Regions from separate parts of the Homo sapiens genome. Here region 1 is linked to region 2. A link is an interaction called in ENCODE POLR2A ChIA-PET data of the cell type or tissue named here. Cell type or tissue: PC-9. All regions are shown on one strand. Each heading gives the region's core, and the rest is flanking DNA. Links, peaks and the distances in the headings are about the cores only. Region 1 overlaps DUSP8 (dual specificity phosphatase 8). Region 2 overlaps LOC105376517 (a long non-coding RNA gene).

Region 1 (8,382 bases), core at 5,740-8,239, 210 kb after region 2:
TAAACCTCAGCCTGCAGGTCAGGAGGGCAGCAGTGGCAAAGGAGCCGTGCCTCTGTGCCTGAGCCCCTCCCGCACCCGCCTGCTATCCGGCTGCCCCCGGGAGCCCACTCTCCAGTGGAGGCAGCCCCAAGGCCACCATCCACCAGGGGCTGGATTATCGGCTTACGGAGCTGCCCTGGAGTCAAGTCTCCAGGGATTGGACTCCCTGGGGCTGTGCTAGGGAGAGAGGGGCAGGTGTGAGGACAGCAAGCCCGGAGGAGGGCAGAGAGCTTGACCATGTGGGAGGGTGAGGTGCAGTCCAGACCCCGACTTGCTGGGGGTCCTGTGGTGGAAAAGATGCAGAAGTCACAGCAGGGAGATGCCTGTGTCCCAGGGATGAGATGGAATGTTCTGGAATGCCTAAGGGTCCGTGAACCCCAGGGCCCACAGGAAGGACCCCTGGCCTCTTCCAGCCCTCAGACCCTTCTCTGTGGGGCCCATTTGCCCCCCTCTGCCTTGTTGCATCCTGCTGAGAGCTGGCCTTGTGACCTGGACGGGGTCTCTCCAGAGGGAGAAGGGTTCCCACGGGCACATGTTGGTGTGTCCTGGTGGGCGCAGCTCCCAGCTCTGATCTGTCCTGGGGAGCTTCTGGGTGCCACCCAGGGGCCCGCAGCACTGCTGACCATCCCCCTGTCCCTGCAGGTCCAGCACCATGTGCTAGGTCACTCCCAGCGCGAGGCCACACCTGGGCCGTCGGAGCAGCCCCTCCTCACTTCAGGGGTCACCCTCCCCAGCACCCATTGCCCCACCATGGCTGGGGACCGGCTCCCGAGGAAGGTGATGGATGCCAAGAAGCTGGCCAGCCTGCTGCGGGGCGGGCCTGGGGGGCCGCTGGTCATCGACAGCCGCTCCTTCGTGGAGTACAACAGCTGGCATGTGCTCAGCTCCGTCAACATCTGCTGCTCCAAGCTGGTGAAGCGGCGGCTGCAGCAGGGCAAGGTGACCATTGCGGAGCTCATCCAGCCGGCTGCACGCAGCCAGGTACCCAGCCCACTGCCCACCAGGCATGCATCACGTCCAGGGTCCACAGCTAAGGGGCCCTCAGCTCGGGCAGCACCCCCCTCCTCTGCCTTCCAGTCCAAACTCGACTCCTTGGGGTCACAGCCAGGGGCGTGTGGAGCAGTCCTCCCTGGCACTTGCCTCTCACCGCTGCCTGTTGCCCCTGCTCAGGGCATCCCCCGCACCCCCGCCCGCAGCACCCTTCCCTACCCTCCCTCCAGGGCCTCCTTGCTCAGCTTCTGCACAGAGGTGCCGGGCCCTCCCCACGCAGATAGGACTGTGTGGCCAGGGCCAACCCAGGCTCACAGAGGGGAGCAGTGAGTGGAATAGCAAGGTGTGACCACATGGCAGTGGGAGCAGCCCAGCTGGCCTACACGGGACAGGGACAGCTGTGTGGTCCACTTCCACTGCTGTGAGGACAGGAGGGGTGGTCAAAAGGCACACGTGAGCAGTCCATGTCCCCGTCCCACAGCTTCCCCCAGCCCGCAGAGTATTCAGGGACCCAGAATTCTCTCTGTGGCCCCCCAGGAATGTCCTTCTGGGGAAGGACAGCTCATTCTGCCCAGGACCATCAGGTGCAGCTGGGGAGGGACCAGCGGGGCTGTTGACCTGTGAAGGTGGCGGCACCTCCTCCTTCTACTGCCTCGCAGGGGACAAGGGTGACAAGCTCTTGGCCCTGGAGGCTTTGAGAGGGGTCTGGGTCACTGATAGGCCCTGTTCAGAGCTGGGACATGGGAGGACTCAAGTGGGATGGCCACTGGCCAGGAGTCCGCCCACCCCAAGGCCAGAATCGGCTCCCTTTGGTTTCCAACAAGGGGAATCTGGTGATTAATGACCCCCAGCAAGGACTCCCGGCAGAGTGCGATCCCATTGGCTGCCGGTGACGTCACCCAGCCCAGGGTTGGCGGCTCAGCTGGCTTAAGGGCTGAGTGTGTGCTTGCAGGGCGGGGGCACCGGTGCTGTCTGAGCAAAAGCCGCTCAACATCTGGGCTGGCCCTTGGGGTGGGGGAGGAGGGCAGGAGGAACCCAGCTTCCAGCTGCTGCCTCCGGAATTGGTGCAGGGGCCTGGGGTCCTGCTGCAGCCCTCTGTTTCTCCGCTGGGGGTTGGGGAGGGGATAGGGTGGGGAGCAGAATTGCTGGCTACACAGTTAGCCCCACTGAGAGCCCACACCCGAAGGCATGCGTTTCAGGGCCGAGCTTCTCTGTCCCTCCGCCACCCTGGGAGCCAGCCAGGTCCTATCCTGGGCTCCCATCGCACTCACCTGTGTCTCCTCCACACAGGCCTGGCCCAGAGCGTCCGTCCCCTTCACCCATGTGCATGGCATGGGGGCACAGCTGCGCAGGGCAGGAGTCCACCCCTCCCTGCCCCCATGGCTTGCTGTGTGGTGTGGGTGTGTGCATCTGGGCCTCTGGCAGATGGAGGAGAGTGTGTGACTGCACCTGCCCTCCCCTCCAGGCAGCAAGGTGACAGCTGCCTGCCTCCCATCATCTGATGCCCTTACTATTCCCTTGAGCCAGCATATCTGGGACGGGGCCAGGGCATCGATAGGTGGAGGCGGCATGCTGATCTCTGCCCCATGGCCCCCAGGTGGAGGCTACGGAGCCACAGGACGTGGTGGTCTATGACCAGAGCACGCGGGACGCCAGCGTGCTGGCCGCAGACAGCTTCCTCTCCATCCTGCTGAGCAAGCTGGACGGCTGCTTCGACAGCGTGGCCATCCTCACTGGTGAGTCCATGACCCACGCCTCCCCGAGGCACTTGCTCCGCCAGCAGTGGGGCTGGGGCTGGGGCTGGGGCATCAGGGAGGTGTCCGCTGGGCACGGGGGGATCTCCATACATCTGTGGTTCTTGAGGCCCCACCATCCTCTCCCCAGGACGCCCACACTTCAGGACCCACCAATATGACTATCCTCAACACAGAAGGAAACCTCACAGTACAGCTGGGCTCCAGAGGTGTAGGGCAAGGCATGCAGGCTGGGAGCCCCTCCCACTCCCGGAGCTCCTGTCAGAAGCCGGAGGCAGAGGCCCCATCCTCTGGAAACTCAGTTGGAGCCGTGGGGTCCCGAGGAAGTCCCCCCACCTCCGAAAGCCCAGCTGAGTGCAGGTTGCCTGGCAACAGCCTGGCACCAAGGCTGCTGCCTGGGTCCCAGCAGACAGCCCCCAGGGATCCCTGTGGCCCAAAAGCAGCCTGGGCAACTGGCCCCAAGCCCTGGAGGCAGGGAAGCCGCCCCCCTACACACGCTGATACACACTCATATACACTCACACACTCGTGGTCCCAGAGGGTTCTTTCTTTCCTTGGGCTGTGGCTGAGGGCGTGTCTGTAGAATCCACCTCCTGGGGTCGGCCCAGGTCCCAGAGCCGGACGGAGCTGGCCTGTCCCAGGGATGTGCACCCTCCCCCATCCAGGTCTGGGGTCTTTGTCCAGGCTCCTTCTGCCTGGCCTCTGCTACCAGGGGCTGTTCCAGGCAAGCAGAGGATATGGGGGACTGTGGGGTGCAGGCACGGTGGGGTGAGGAGTAGGCAGCCAAGCCAGGCCCTTGGCCCTGCATCCAGTGGAAGCAGGGACCTTCACCCAGCCTGAGGGCGACTGTGGGGGATGAAGGGGTGGCAGCCGCTTTGGCCAGGCCGACCTCCCGACATGGCATGTCCTGGGACCTAAAGGGCACCTGGGAGGCTTGAGGGTGGTCCAGTGTCCTGGGCAAGAGCATTGAGGCCAGGCTCCCTCCCCACCTCTCTGTGGGTGAGACCAGCACCCTGCACTGCTGGGTGGCCATGGTCAGAGGGTGTCTGTGCGTCTGTGCATGGCTCTGGGCGTCTGGTGACCAGCATCTGCCTCTGCGAGTGTGTACGTGAGCATGTGTGTGCATGTATGTGTGTGTGTGCATGTGCATGCATGTATGTGTGTGCATGTACATGTGTGCATGTATGGGCATATGCATGCCTGTGTGTGCGCATATGTGCATGTACGTGTGTGCACGTGTATATGCATGTATATACATGGAGGTATATTTGTGTATGTACCCGCCTGTGCTTGTCTGGGTGAGATTTGGGATTTGTGTGCATATGTGTGAACTCTCAGAACCAGAAGCCACAGAATGACGCACTCTGATCCAACCCTGTTCCCCTAGGTCCAGTTTGAGGACTGAACTGGTGGGGGGCGGGGAGAGAGTAGTTTGGGGCTTTTTACAGCTCACCAGGTGTAACAGGACCCCTCCCAAAGGCCAGTTTGCTGCCCTAGCCAGGAATGGGAGTCAGGAGACTCTTCTTGGAGGCTGAGAAAGGTCCCAGAGTGGCACCTCCCTACCTGCAGGCAGATCCCAGGAAAGTCCCAAGCCTGGAAGGGCCTGTCTCCCTCGAGGCCAGAGTGGGACGGTTTGGGGGGCTGGGGCCCTCACCCAGCACTGGTGGGTGGGACAGCATGGGTGTGCAGGTGGGCGTGGATGAGTATGGGCATGGGAGGGGCCGGGCCTGTGCTAGGATTTGCCAGGAGGGCACTCCCAGGGCCTGGTCATGCCACCCTCAGAACTGCCTTTCTGTGCTGACATCTGCCCTGCAAGGTTGAGGCTGTGTCCCCTTTTCTCCAGAAGTGCAGCTGCCAAGGAGTCCCAGGCCCCGTGGTATACAGTGGGCTCATGGCGACACCCAGGCAGGCCCACGGGCTCTGCCCTCAGGCTCCCTCCCACCCTGTGGTGGGCACAGCCCCTGCTCTGGGCTGGCTCTGCGAAGAACCAGGGAGAGTGGGAAAGAATATATTGGGGGGGGCAGGGGTGCTGCCCCTCACCCAGGAGAAGGGATGTTCCAGGATCCCGCGGCACAGGCAACACAGCTCCTTGGTCCATTTGCAGGGACAGTAGAGGCCGGAATGTGAGGACCAAGCCTCTGTCCTCCCCACAGCAGGGCAGGTTTGCGGGAAGCGGGAGAGAAACAGTGGCAGGACAGGCTGTGCTGGGGTCCCAGGACTGCTGTGAAGCCCACCTCCCCCTGCCGCTCCTCTTCCCCCACTCCAGCTGCGCTGCTCACGATGTTGGGGGGCAAGCGGCAAGGGATGAGAGAGGGGCCTGGCCCTTTAAGCAGCGGCCCGCAGTCGGCCTTGGACCCTTGGCCGGGCGACTGCACTGCAAGTGGGTGGGGTGGCGGCCCCCGCCCTGGCGGGGAGTCCAGGGGTCATGGAGGTGGCGGGCAGAAGTGCGTCTGTGACTGTGGCCATAAGCGCTTGCAGGGTCTCCCAGGTGGCATGGGGCAGGCACATGTCCTGGTACACACGCCTTTTTTCAAGTCTGGGATTTCACTGTGAGTAACAGGTGAACTGCAGGCGCTGCCCCAGAAACCCCCGAGTCAGGGAGCAGGGATACTGGGAAGGCGCCTTTGGAGATGCCTGGGGGTAGGGGTGCCTCCCCAGGGCCCAAAGAGTGCTGGGACCTACAAAGGGTCCACTGAACCCCAACACCCCTCACTTATCACTCACCCCCAGAGCCTGGGTGGTTCTGAAATCCCTGGAGCCTCGGTCCCTGCTAGGCCTGGCATCCACAGTGGGGTGTGTAGGGACATCCACACTACCTGCTCCGCCTGGGGAGGTCCTGGGAAGCTTCCTGGGGAATTGCTGACATAGCTGTCGGTTCTCTGCACCTGTCCAGAGACTTTCCTGCCTTTACCTCCTCTGGGAGAGGTGGGAGGGTACTGATGGAATCCCCAGCACCTCCTCCTTTGGCCAGGCCCTGGAGAAAGCAGAGAGTAAGGCACAAAATCCCTGGGAGAGCCACAGGGAGGAGGAGAGGCAGCAGGTGGCAGAAGAGTCTGCAGAGAAGTGGTGCAGCCCTTCCGCCTCCCCGGGGCTGTCCTGCAGCGGGAACATCCAGGGCTACCCCAGCTCAGAACAGTGAGTGGAAGCCAGCTACAGTGCCCATCCCAGCCTCTGCTCAGGGGAACCTGCAAGCTGGGGCGTCGTTGGTGACAAGTCACCTACCTGCTTTCCCCTGTCCAGTCAGCAGGTTCCCACAGAAGAGACTGTTCCTCCAAGGCTGCTGCCTCAACCCACCCAGCCTGGAGCTTCCCCTATCTCCACAGTCCCCCAGCGTCACGCCCTTTTTAGGGACACGGGGAGCTGGCACAGCAGGTGTTCTGGTTGGGGGTTTGCACACACTCCCCTGTCCTCAGGAGTTATCCAGGGTGGCTCTACTCCACCCAGCAGGGGAGAATGGAGAGAGGAGGAGCCCTAGGCACTGGGGGCACGCGGGGCAGGCAGTGGGCACCTGCTACACATGTGGCACCAGCCTCTTCTGCAAACCAGGACAAAAAAGAGCCCTGGGGTTCCCAGGCCCTGAGCTCCCGCCGTCACTCCCCTGCCCCGTCCAATGGGATAGGGCAGGCCTCAGCCCAGCTGCCTCAGGCTCTGCACAAGCAGGAGCCGGCTTGCCATGGGGGCTTATGTTCTGGAAGGTGTCCTCGGGGTGGTGCTGGGCCATGCTGGCTTCACCCTCCCAAGAGCTGGCAGCCACCAGGTGGGTGCTGCCCAGTTTCTGGTCCACATCGGTGGTCGCCCCAGCCAGGTCAGGGACGGCCAGGTCCATTCTCACCATGTGTCTTCGTGCTCATTATCTTCTTGGAACCACATGATGCTGTGTGGCAGGCAGGAGGAGGAAGCTGAGACCAGAGCCATGGTGTGCACTACCCATGGTCACTGAGTCAGACATCCAGGGATTCACGTTCGGGTCCTTCCAGCTGGTGCAGGGCAGGGGACTTCCTCCCACCAGCCTGTGGCCTCGGACTTGGACGTGTGTGGAAGGCAGCAGCACACGCTGGTCACGTGTGCAGCGGGTGCCCACTGCCTGCTCTGCGTGCCCCCAGTGCCCCGGGCTTCTCCACTCTCCGTCCTCCCCTGCTGGGTGGAGTACAGCCATAACCAGACAGCAAATGCCCCGAGGGCTGTGCCAGGGTGATGTCATGCCTGGGGACGGGGAGGGCCTCTCGGAAGCCCTGGCCTCCTGGTCCTGGCACCCAAGCCCAGGCCTGGGGCTCCCAGCCAGCTGGAGGCAGGGAGGCATTGCATCAGTGCAGGGGAGGAGGAAGGCCCAGCCTGGCCCCAGGCCATGGGTATGGGAGATGGCCGGGCTCGTGAGGGCCTCTCCTCTGGGCTGTGTGACACACACCCTCAGCAGGAGACCCCTGTGGCCTCTGAGCCCACCCCTGCCTGGGCCCAGCGCGTGCCGTGATGGCCAGCCACCTCAACGCCACCTTTACGGGCATCCTAGCGGCGTCCTCAGCTGGGTCAGCCCCTAATTAGCATGAGGAGGAATGTGGGCGTAGGTGCAGGCTGTAAATGTGTGGCAGTACCCCCTCCCCCCACCGCGGGCAGAGCAGGTGCTCCGCCAGAGGCTTGCCGGCTGGGCTCAGGCTCGGGTCTGGGCTGGGTGTGACTGATCCTCAGCAGTAGATGGGGTGCCCTAGGCGGACAGGGCACCCTAGGCGGACAGGGAGCCCTAGGTGTTCTCTCAACCCACTTGACGGCCCTCCTCCTACAGGGGGCTTCGCCACCTTCTCCTCCTGCTTCCCCGGCCTCTGCGAGGGCAAGCCTGCTGCCCTGCTACCCATGAGCCTCTCCCAGCCCTGCCTGCCTGTGCCCAGCGTGGGCCTGACCCGCATCCTGCCTCACCTCTACCTGGGCTCGCAGAAGGACGTCCTAAACAAGGTGTGTGTGCAGTGGAGTTCGGGGGGTGGTCAATGGGAAAGGGGCAGGAGCTCCAGAAGCAGCTTGGCAGCGGAGCGGGGGATGAGGGAGGAAAGGAGCTGAAGGCAGTGGATGAGCTGGGTGTGGGAGAAGCATGGGTGGGGGCCCAGGAGGACCCCAGGCTCCCCACCCATGCCCCTGGAAGGACCACAGCAGGGCTTGCGGGAGGGCCCGGCAGGGCTCGGGGGAGGAGCGGGGAGCTGGCATGCCAAGCTGCGGATGTCACTGGGCCTCTGGCCAGCTCTGAAAGAATCCCATGTTTTAAAAATGGTGACGAGGGAAAAGGGTAAAAGCCACCACCCAGGCAATCATAAAATTCCTAGGAGCCCACCACCAGCCGTGGGTGGGGCCTGCAGTCGGAGGCCAGCCGTGCCCCACCCCCCGCACGGGCCCAGGGTGCCAGGGTGGACCAGAGAGGCCTCCTGGGCCCTCCCCTGGATACACTGGGATCTGGGACAAATTCCAAGGCTCCCAGGATTCTAAAGGCCCTCCTGACGGCAGGGCAGGAAAAGCCTCCACCTTCACTCCCGCCCCGAGCTTCTCCCACCCCTTTCCAACCCGCCCTCCCGCCCCTCCAGGATCTGATGACGCAAAATGGAATAAGCTACGTCCTCAA
Region 2 (9,270 bases), core at 3,175-5,674:
TATCCCTCTCCACCGCAAGCTTCAACACTCCAGTTCTGGAGCAGGGGGCTTCAGGATTCAGGCCCCTCCCCTTGCCCTTACTCCTCTGGCTTGCCCTTGTTTTCACACAGATGCCACCACCAGCTGGTCCCTTCCAGAGCTCTGTCTGAACTCCACCAGCCTTGCTTCTGGCCTCATCCTGCAGACCCAGGGGACACCTCCACTTGCAAGTTCAGTCCATGGGCACTGCACACTCTCTCGGCCCCAAGTTGAACCCCTTTTCCTCACCCAACATCCTCCATTTCAACAAATGGCAGCGTTGTGGGTAAAATAACACCTCCTTCAGAGACATTGACATCCTCATCCCTGACTTCGGTAAGATGTGGCCTTAGCAGGTCAAGGGGACCTTGACGATGTGACTCAACAGATCTTGAGATGGGAGGCTATCCTAGATTATTGGGGTGGGCCTCAGGTCATCACAGGGGTCCTTTGGAGGGAAAGGCAGGGGAGGAGGCAGAGAAGGCGATGAGAAGATGGAAGCAGGTTAGAGTGCTGGCTTTGAAGATGTGGGTAGGGCCCAGCCAAGGCCCAGCCAAGGCAACCTCTAGAAACGGGCAAGGCCAAGGAACAGGTTCACCCCTGGAGCCTCCAGAAGGAACCAGCCCTGCTGACACCTCGATTTCAGCCCAGCGACACTGAGTCTGGACTTCCGGCCTCCAGAATCGTGAGAGAATGACTATGTGTCGTTTTAGCCACCCACTGTGTGGGCAGCTCTGCTCCTATGGGACTCGCGCTGGAACCTGTCTGCCATCCTTATTTCTAGGAGAACCAGAGGGGAAGAAGTAAACGCTGCCGTCCCCCTCTCCATCCACCTCTCCATCCACCTCTCCATTCCCTCTCCATCCACCTCTCCATTCCCTCTCCATCCACCTCTCCATTCCCTCTCCATCCACCTCTCCATTCCCTCTCCATCCATCCACCTCTGCATCCCCCTCTCCATCCCCTCTCCATCCCCTCTCCATCTCCTCTCCATCCCCCTCTCCATCCCCTCTCCATCCCCTCTCCATCTCCTCTCCATCCCCCTCTCCATCCCCTCTCCATCCCCTCTCCATCTCCTCTCCATCCCCCTCTCCATCCCCTCTCCATCTCCTCTCCATCCCCCTCTCCATCCCCTCTCCATCCCCTCTCCATCTCCTCTCCATCCCCTCTCCATCCCCTCTCCATCCCCTCTCCATCCCCTCTCCATCTCCTCTCCATCCCCCTCTCCATCCCCTCTCCATCCCCTCTCCATCTCCTCTCCATCCCCTCTCCATCCCCTCTCCATCCCCTCTCCATCCCCTCTCCATCCCCCTCTCCATCCCCTCTCCATCTCCTCTCCATCCCCTCTCCATCCCCTCTCCATCCCCTCTCCATCTCCTCTCCATCCCCTCTCCATCCCCTCTCTATCCCCCTCTCCATCCCCTCTCCATCCCCTCTCCATCCCCTCTCCATCCCCCTCTCCATCCCCTCTCCATCCCCTCTCCATCCCCTCTCCATCCCCTCTCCATCCCCCCTCCATCCCCTCTCCATCCCCCTCTCCATCCCCTCTCCATCTCCTCTCCATCCCCTCTCCATCCCCCTCTCCATCCCCTCTCCATCTCCTCTCCATCCCCTCTCCATCTCCTCTCCATCCCCTCTCCATCCCCTCTCCATCTCCTCTCCATCCCCTCTCCATCCCCTCTCCATCCCCTCTCTATCCCCCTCTCCATCTCCTCTCCATCCCCTCTCCATCCCCTCTCCATCTCCTCTCCATCCCCTCTCCATCCCCTCTCCATCCCCTCTCCATCCCCTCTCCATCCCCCTCTCCATCCCCTCTCCATCTCCTCTCCATCCCCTCTCCATCTCCTCTCCATCCCCTCTCCATCCCCTCTCCATCTCCTCTCCATCCCCTCTCCATCCCCTCTCCATCCCCTCTCTATCCCCCTCTCCATCTCCTCTCCATCCCCCCTCCATCCCCTCTCCTTAGTATCTGTCGTCTGCCCTCTGTCCCATTCTTAATGCCGCTCTCTTAGTTCATCCCCTCGAACCCAGAGGACCCGGAGCCCCTGGCCACGCTGCAGGTGAATGACCACCCTACGCTCAGGCCAATCACTTCTCTGTCCTCTGTCCTTTCCTAGTCGACCATTGCTTGGGCTCAACCCTCACCTGCCCTCCCTCCAAAGCCTGCAGACCAGATGCTTCAGCCGCCCCCCTGCCGGAGGCCCTCCCCTTCACACCCCTGGCTAGGCCAGCACCGTGGGCCTGTCCGGCATGGCTGCCCGGCTTTCAAACCCCTGCAGGGCAGGACCCTCCCCTTGGGGATGCCTTCCCTGAGCCCATCTGTACTGGTCATGGTCCTCCAAAGAGACAGAACCAATGGGGTGTGATAGGTATATATGCGGAGAGAGAGGGATTTATTGTTTAAAGTTGGCCTGTGTAATTATGGAGGCAGCAAGTCTAAAACCTCAGGGCAGGTTGGAGACCCAGGGAAGAGTTGATGCCTCATTGTGAGTCCCGAGTCTGTCGCTGGCAGAATTCCTTCCTCCTCAGGGATCTCAGTCTTCTTTCTGTTAAGGCCTTCAGCTGATTGGCTGAGGCCCACCATACACTGGCACATCATCGGCTTTACTCAAAGTCTACGGATTTAAATGGGAATGAGAATCACCTCTGAAAAACACCTTCACGGAAACATCTAGACTAGCGTTTGCAAATATCTGGATACTGTGGCCCAGCCAAGTTGACACAGAACATTTCACCATAAGCATTTGCACGGGTAGTCCATGTACATTCGCATCCCTTCCTGGGCGCCGGGCTTGTCTCCCCAGTAAGCCAGGGCAGGGAAGCTCCCTCCCTGGGCCTCCCTGCAGCCTGGCTAAGCCACTCCTGTGCCAGATGCATCCCCTGGCTGGCGGGCCCCCATCACCCCTTTGACCTCACCTCATCACATCCTTTCCCACCTTCCTAGCCATGGAGGCCTCTCGGTCCCTCCAGCTCATTCCATTCTCAGGCTGGCTCCTGTCCGTCATTGAGGAAGGCCTTCAGTCATCCCTATAGACACCCCAACCTCCTCACTGTCTCTGAGGCAGCCCGGCCCCAGCTGTTCCCCTCAGCACACACCACAGTCTGGAACTACATCTCTTATTGGTTGAGCACTTGCTTTGGCTCCTATTTGCCCCATGAAGGCAGGTCTGCATCTGTCTTGTTTGTCCCCAGTGTGCAGCAGCCGCCGGCATCCCAGAGGTGCCGTGGATTTTGTTAAAATATGAAGGAAGAGTCCCCAACCAAGCTTGGGGGACAGTGAGCTGCGTATTCAGTTATTCCAGCTGCAGAGCCCAGTGGGCTCTGTGGCCGCCTGCCACGGTGCACCCATACCTGTGGGCTCCTGGGGTCTCCCGAGGCCTCCATGTGCCTGCCAGGCCCTCCCAGGGAAGCCATGATGGAGGAAGGCCATGGCTCAGGGCTCAGTCCTTGGAGCTGAAGCCCCTAATCCAGAGGGTTTGTGGGCCACTGGGACCCTGGTCTTTTCATCAGTGCCCTGAGACTGCAGCCCTCAGAGACTGCTGAACCCTAAAGCTTTTGGGTTTTTTCCTATTACACATTTGTGATCCTGGAAGGTCAGGTGCCCGAACAGGGTGTATGCAGAGGGTGGGGAGCAGGAGGTTAGCTTAAAAGGTCATCCAGTTCAACCCCAACTGATGACTGGCATCCGGCTCTCCTCCACAGCACCCAGGCCTGTCCAGCCCTGGGGGATGCCCAGAAACGCACACCCCGGCAGCCAGTGCAGAACTGGGCCCCACAGTAAGCTCAGGACTCGGGGGTGCTCATTTCTGGAGGCAGGTAGAGGTTGAGGCTCCTGGAAGAGGACACAGCAGAGGCCTCCAGCAACTGTGAGCCCTGCATGCCACTCCTCTTCCTTGCACAGAGAGACAGACTGAAGGTCAGGGGCAGCGGCCAGGGTGGGTGAGCTGGATAACCTCAGGGTGGAGGACTGGGGGGATGCTAAAGGCACAGTGCACCTTCAGCCAAGCTGGGTCCCTTCCCAGCAGGACACCCAGAGATGCCATGTCCTGGACCTGGAGGGAAGCCAGACAGCTGTGCCTGGGCACCCCCCTCCCCCTCCCCCTCCCCCACCTGTGCCCAGCACCCCTTTCCCCTCCCTGACCTGTGCCTGGGCGCCCCTCCCCCTCCCCCACCTGTGCCTGGACACCCTCTCCCCCAAACCTCGCCTGTGCCTGGGCACCACCTTCCCCTCCCCGACCCGTGCCTGGGCACTCCCTTCCCTTCCCCCACCTGTGCCCAGCATCCCTTCCCCTCCCCCACCTGTGCCTGGGCAGCCCCTCCCCCTGCCCTAACTGTGCCAGCCATTCACAGCCTCCACCTTTCCCCCCACCAGCCCCAGTCCTGTCCAAAGTCAGCTGACAAAAAGCTAATTCCCTCCCTGGCCTCCTCAACTGCTCTTGCAGAACTAAAGCTGCCTGTGGCTGGAGCCCCAGGGTGCCGCAGCCCCCTTTCTCTTGAGGGTCATGGTGGCCCCAGCTCTGAGAGTGCAGTGACTCAGCCCTAAGAGGAGGGAGGGGCAGGACTGGAGCAGGGGTGACTCAGCATCTCAGCCGCTCCCTCTCCTACCTCCTGGGGTTGGCGGGGGACTTGGGGAAGAAACCACTTCCCTGCTCCACACCCAGCGCCTGACCCCATCCAGGGAATCTGACCTTCAAGCCGTCCCTTAAGCCGTAGGGCTGCAGAAGGACCCCTTGCCCCCTTCCTTCCCCCGCCGAGGAACAGAAGTTATACACATACACGCACCCACACACACACACACACACACACACACACTGCCACCATGATCAACATCTTGCATTTGTGCAGCACATTTGTTATAAGTGATGATCACTGATGCAAGGATGCATTACTGTTAACTAACGTTCATAGTTTACAGCAGGGTTCGCTCTTTGAGTTGTACATCCTGTGGGTTTTGACAAATGCATAATGTCCTGTTCTACCATTACAGTATCATACACGGCAGTCTTGCTGCCCTAAAAATGTTCTGTGCTTCACCTATTCATCTGCCCTCCCCAAACCCTGGCAACCACTGATCCTTTCACTGTCTCCATAATTTTTCCTTTTCTAGAATGTCATAGAGATGGAATCAGACAGTATGTAGCCTTTACTGGTTGGCTTCTTTCACTTACGTTCCTCTATGGATTTTCATGGCTTGTAGCTTTTTTTTTTTTTTTTTTTAACACTGGGTCTCTCTCTGTTGCCCAGGCTGCAGCTCAGTGGTGCAATCTCAGCTCATTGCAACTTCCACCTCCCAGGATGAAGCAATCCTCCCACCTCAGCCTCTCCAGTAGCTGAGACTTCAAGCTCCCTCCAGCAGCCGAGCTGATTTTTGTATTTTTTTATAGAGATGGGGTTTCACCATGTTGCCCAGGCTGGTGTCAAATCCCTGGGCTCAAGTAATCTGCCCACCTCGACCTCCCAAAGTGCTGGGATTGCCTGCGTGAGCCCCATCCCCGGCCTGCTCATTTCCTTCTAGTGCTGAAGAATATTCCGATGTCTGGATAGACCACAGTTTGTCTGTCCACTCACCTCTAGGCAGACATCTTGGTTGCTTCCAGTTTTTAGTGACGGTGAATAAAACTGCTCTAAACATTCGTGTGCAGGTGTTGGTGTGAACATAAGTTTTCAACTCATTTATCGAGGTAAATATCGAGGCGGGCAGTTGCTGGATGGTATGATGAAAGTACATTTAAGCCTTGTAACAAACTGCCAAACTGTCTCCCAAAGTGGCTGCACCGTTTTGCAGTTCCGCCAGCAACGCATGAGACTTCCTGTTGCCGCACGCCCACCCCGGCATTTGGCGTTGTCAGTGTTTTGGATTTTGGCCATTCTTACAGGTATGTGGTGGTGTCTCACTGTTGTTTTAACCTGCAATTCCCTAACGACGTACGATGTTGAGCATCTTTTCGTGCGCTTATTTGCCAGCTGCATTTTTTCCTTGGTGAGGCGTCTGAGCAGACGATTTGCTCACTTTTTAAATTGGGTTATTTTCTTTTGTTAAGCTTTGAGAGTTCTTTGCCTATTTTGGATACAAGTCTTGTATCAAATATGTGTTTTGCAAATCTTTTCTCCCAGCGTGTGGCTTTTCTTTCCATTCTCTTTGGCAAGATCATGAAGGTGGCCCTCTTTGCCTTTTTCCTCCCTAAAGGATTTACCATTTACATCACATCCCTAACTGATCTAAAATTGAATGTTGTGTATGGTATGAGGGAGGGATCGAGACCCTTCCATTCCATTGCCTGAAAAGATCAGCCTTTCCTCCACTGCATTTCCATGTCACCTTGACACTGTATACCTGAGATTCCTCCTTCCTGTCCACCCATCTATCTTTGTGTCAATACCACACTGTCTTGATGATTGAATATGACAGTCATTCTCTCTTAAACTTCACCACCACCACATCACTAAAACAGGTCTTGTCAAGGTCAAATTGTGAAACGTTGTGGTGAATGCTCATCTTCCACAGGCCATCAGCAGAGCCACTCAACACAGCAGCCACTCCCTCCTTGAACCACTTTCTTCGGCCGGCTCTACGGGCCCCACCCTCCTGGCCTCTCCTGTCTCCAGATGGTTCCTCACCTCCTTTGCTGGTGCCTGCTCAATCCTCTAACCTCTTCTTCTTCTTCCTTTTTTTTTTTTTGAGATGGAGTCTTGCTCTGTTGCCCGGTGTGCTGTGGCACAATCTCAGCTCACTGCAACCTCCACCTCCCAGGCTCAAGCGATTCTCCTGCCTCAGCATCTCGAGTAGGTGGGATTACAGGCATCTGCCACCACACCCAGCTATTTTTGTACTTTTAGTAGAGACAGGGTTTCACCATGTTGGCCAGGCTGGGCACGAACTCCTGACCTCAAGTGATCTGCCCGCCTTGGCCTCCAAAAGTGCTGGGATTACAGGCGTAAGCCACCGCACCCAGCCTCAATCCGCTAACCTCTTAAAGTTGGGAGACCCCTGGGCTCAGTCCCTAGACCTCTTCTATTCTCTAGCTACACTCAGCCTGGTGCCATCCAATCTTATCACCACAACACATGGCACTGATGACTATCTCATGTCCGTCTCAGCCCCGACCTCTCCCTGGACTCACAACTCAAATCACTGCTGCCATGCAGCAGAATCACCTGGTTGCCCCACATGCTTTGTCTCAATCTGAAGCATCCAAAACTGAGCTCCTGGCCTTCCTCCCCAAGACTCTTACTCCTGCATCTGTTCCCATCTCAGCCAATAAAAGGCCATCCTTCTAGGGTTTTGGGTAGGCCGTGGAATGTCAGTATTGGCCCCTCCATCACACACCGTCAGTCCAATCTGTAACCGCCCAAGGGGTTCACCTTGCCTGCTGCCTGGACAGAGCCCATTCATCAAGACAGGGGAATTGCAATAGATTAATTCACGCAGAGCCAGCTGTGCAGGAGAGTGGAGTTTTATTATTACTCAAATCAGTCTCCCCAAGCATTCATGGAGCAGAGTTGTTGTTGTTTTTATTTATTTATTTATTTATTTATTTATTTATTTATTTCTATTATACTTTAAGTTCTAGGGTACAGGTGCACAACGTGCAGGTTTGTTACATATGTATACATGTGCCACATTGGTGTGCTGCGGAGCAGAGTTCTTAAGGACAACTTGGCGGTACGGGGAAGCCAGTGAGGCAGGAGTGCTGATTGGCCAGGGATGAAATCACAGAGGGTTGGAGCTGTCTTCTTGCGGTGAGTCAGTTCCTGGATGGGGGCCACAAGATCAGATGAGCCAGTTTATTGATCTGGGTGGTGCCAGCTGATCCGTCAAGTGCAAGGTCTGCAAAATATCTTAGGCGCTGATCTTAGGAGCAGTTGAGAGAGGGTCAGAATCTTGTAGCCTCCAGCTGCATGACTCCTAAACCATAATTTCTAACCCTGTGGCTAATGTTAGTCCTACAAAGGCCATCTAGTCCCCAGGCAAGAAGGAGTTCTGCTTGGGGAAAGGGCTGTTAACATCTTTGTTTAAACTATAAACTAAATTCCTCTCAAAGACAGTTCAGCCGACACCCAGGAATGAACAAGGATGGCTTGAGATTAGAAGCAAGATGGAGTTGATTCAGTTAGAGCTCTTCCGCTATCTCAGCCATAATTTTGCAAAGGTGGTTTCGAATAATCCACCTGGAAATTCTCTGGCCCTACCTCAAAAGTGCATCCAGAGTCTCACCCCTTCTCACTGCCTCTCTCTGACCTCGGACTGCTTCCTTTCCTCCCCACCTCCAGGCCGGCTCCCTTTGCCTCATGGCCTCTGCTCTCCTGTTCTCATGTCAGCGGCTCCTGACCAGGCCTTTGGTTTATTACCTCCTTCAAGTCTGATTAGAGCGCCTGGCGGGGTGGCTGACGCCTGTAATCCCAGCACTTTGGGAGGCCAAGGTGGGCGGATCACCTGAGGTCAGGAGTTCAAGATCAGCCTGGCCAACATGGCAAAACCCCATCTCTACTTAAAATACAAAAATTAGCCAGGCGTGGTGGTGGGCAACTGTAATCCCAGCTACTCCGGATGCTGAGGCTGGAAAACCGATTGAACCTGGGAGGGAGAGGTTGCAGTGAGTGGAGATCACGCCACTGCACTCCAGCCAGGGCAACAGAATGAAATTCCACCTCAAAAAAAAAAGGTCGATTAGAAGAGGCTTCTCTTCCCGCAGGGCCCTCCCCTGCCCCTCTCTGTGCCCTGCAGCAGCCTCCTCTTTGGTACGTTCCACTCCCCAAGCCCTGCGTGGGCGTCCCACCCACCCCCCAGCTTCATTTTAATCTCTGCCCCTCCACACACCTCCCCACCCCCACCCCTGTCTATATATGAACGGCACTGGGTGGGAATTTCCCTATTGTTTTCTCGATTTCCTAGAGCAGCGTCTACTCGTGGTAGGTGCCCGACACTCACATGTTGAGTGAATGAGCAGATTCTCAAGGCTCCCAAGGGACTGACCCATCCAGGCAGACCCTTTCCAGTCTGGGATTCAGCACTCCCCATGGAGAGGCAGGGTTGGGCTGACAGCCTCCAGCCCTTGCTTGCCCCTGTTAGGTGTCAGCATGCAGCGGGCACCCAGCAGGTCCGACTCCCTTCTCTGCCCCTTTCCTCTCGGGCACTTTGCCATCCTCTGATTCCCTGACTCTCCACACAGCCAGGAGGGAGCCGGAGAAGCCACGACCCCCGTCCTGTGGCTGGCTTCCCAGAGAGAAGCTTGGGGCCCCTCCGTGGTGGGA

The links. ChIA-PET counts read pairs that join two places held together with the same protein. Peaks named below come from ENCODE experiments on the same cell type or tissue, not always from the same donor. Only the 100,000 strongest peaks of a DNase experiment are listed, where the experiment ranks them.
Region 1: POLR2A ChIA-PET joins it to region 2 with 47 read pairs; 4 of 35 experiments call an interaction of 5 or more read pairs at or near these places.

What each region holds. Positions count from the first base shown.
Region 1 is chr11:1,558,234-1,566,615 of GRCh38, reverse strand. It overlaps DUSP8 (dual specificity phosphatase 8), which reads left to right. Exons shown (of 7, transcript NM_004420.3): 2 at 682-1,020; 3 at 2,627-2,765; 4 at 7,561-7,727; 5 at 8,345-8,382. The coding sequence starts at 790. Among named protein-coding and RNA genes, the nearest start is that of DUSP8, 9.8 kb to the left of the region's middle. RefSeq lists enhancers at 6,464-7,259, 8,058-8,382. In PC-9, for the core only: no CTCF peak of the experiment used is centred there; DNase peaks (open chromatin) are centred at 7,005, 7,345 and 8,025; H3K4me3 peaks cover 1,502 bases; H3K27ac peaks cover 937 bases.
Region 2 is chr11:1,768,015-1,777,284 of GRCh38, reverse strand. LOC105376517 (a long non-coding RNA gene) reads left to right here. Exons shown (of 4, transcript XR_002957212.2): 2 at 111-354; 3 at 5,263-5,699; 4 at 5,785-5,919. Among named protein-coding and RNA genes, the nearest start is that of CTSD, 8.7 kb to the right of the region's middle. In PC-9, for the core only: no CTCF peak of the experiment used is centred there; DNase peaks (open chromatin) are centred at 4,604 and 5,334; H3K4me3 peaks cover 435 bases; H3K27ac peaks cover 2,228 bases.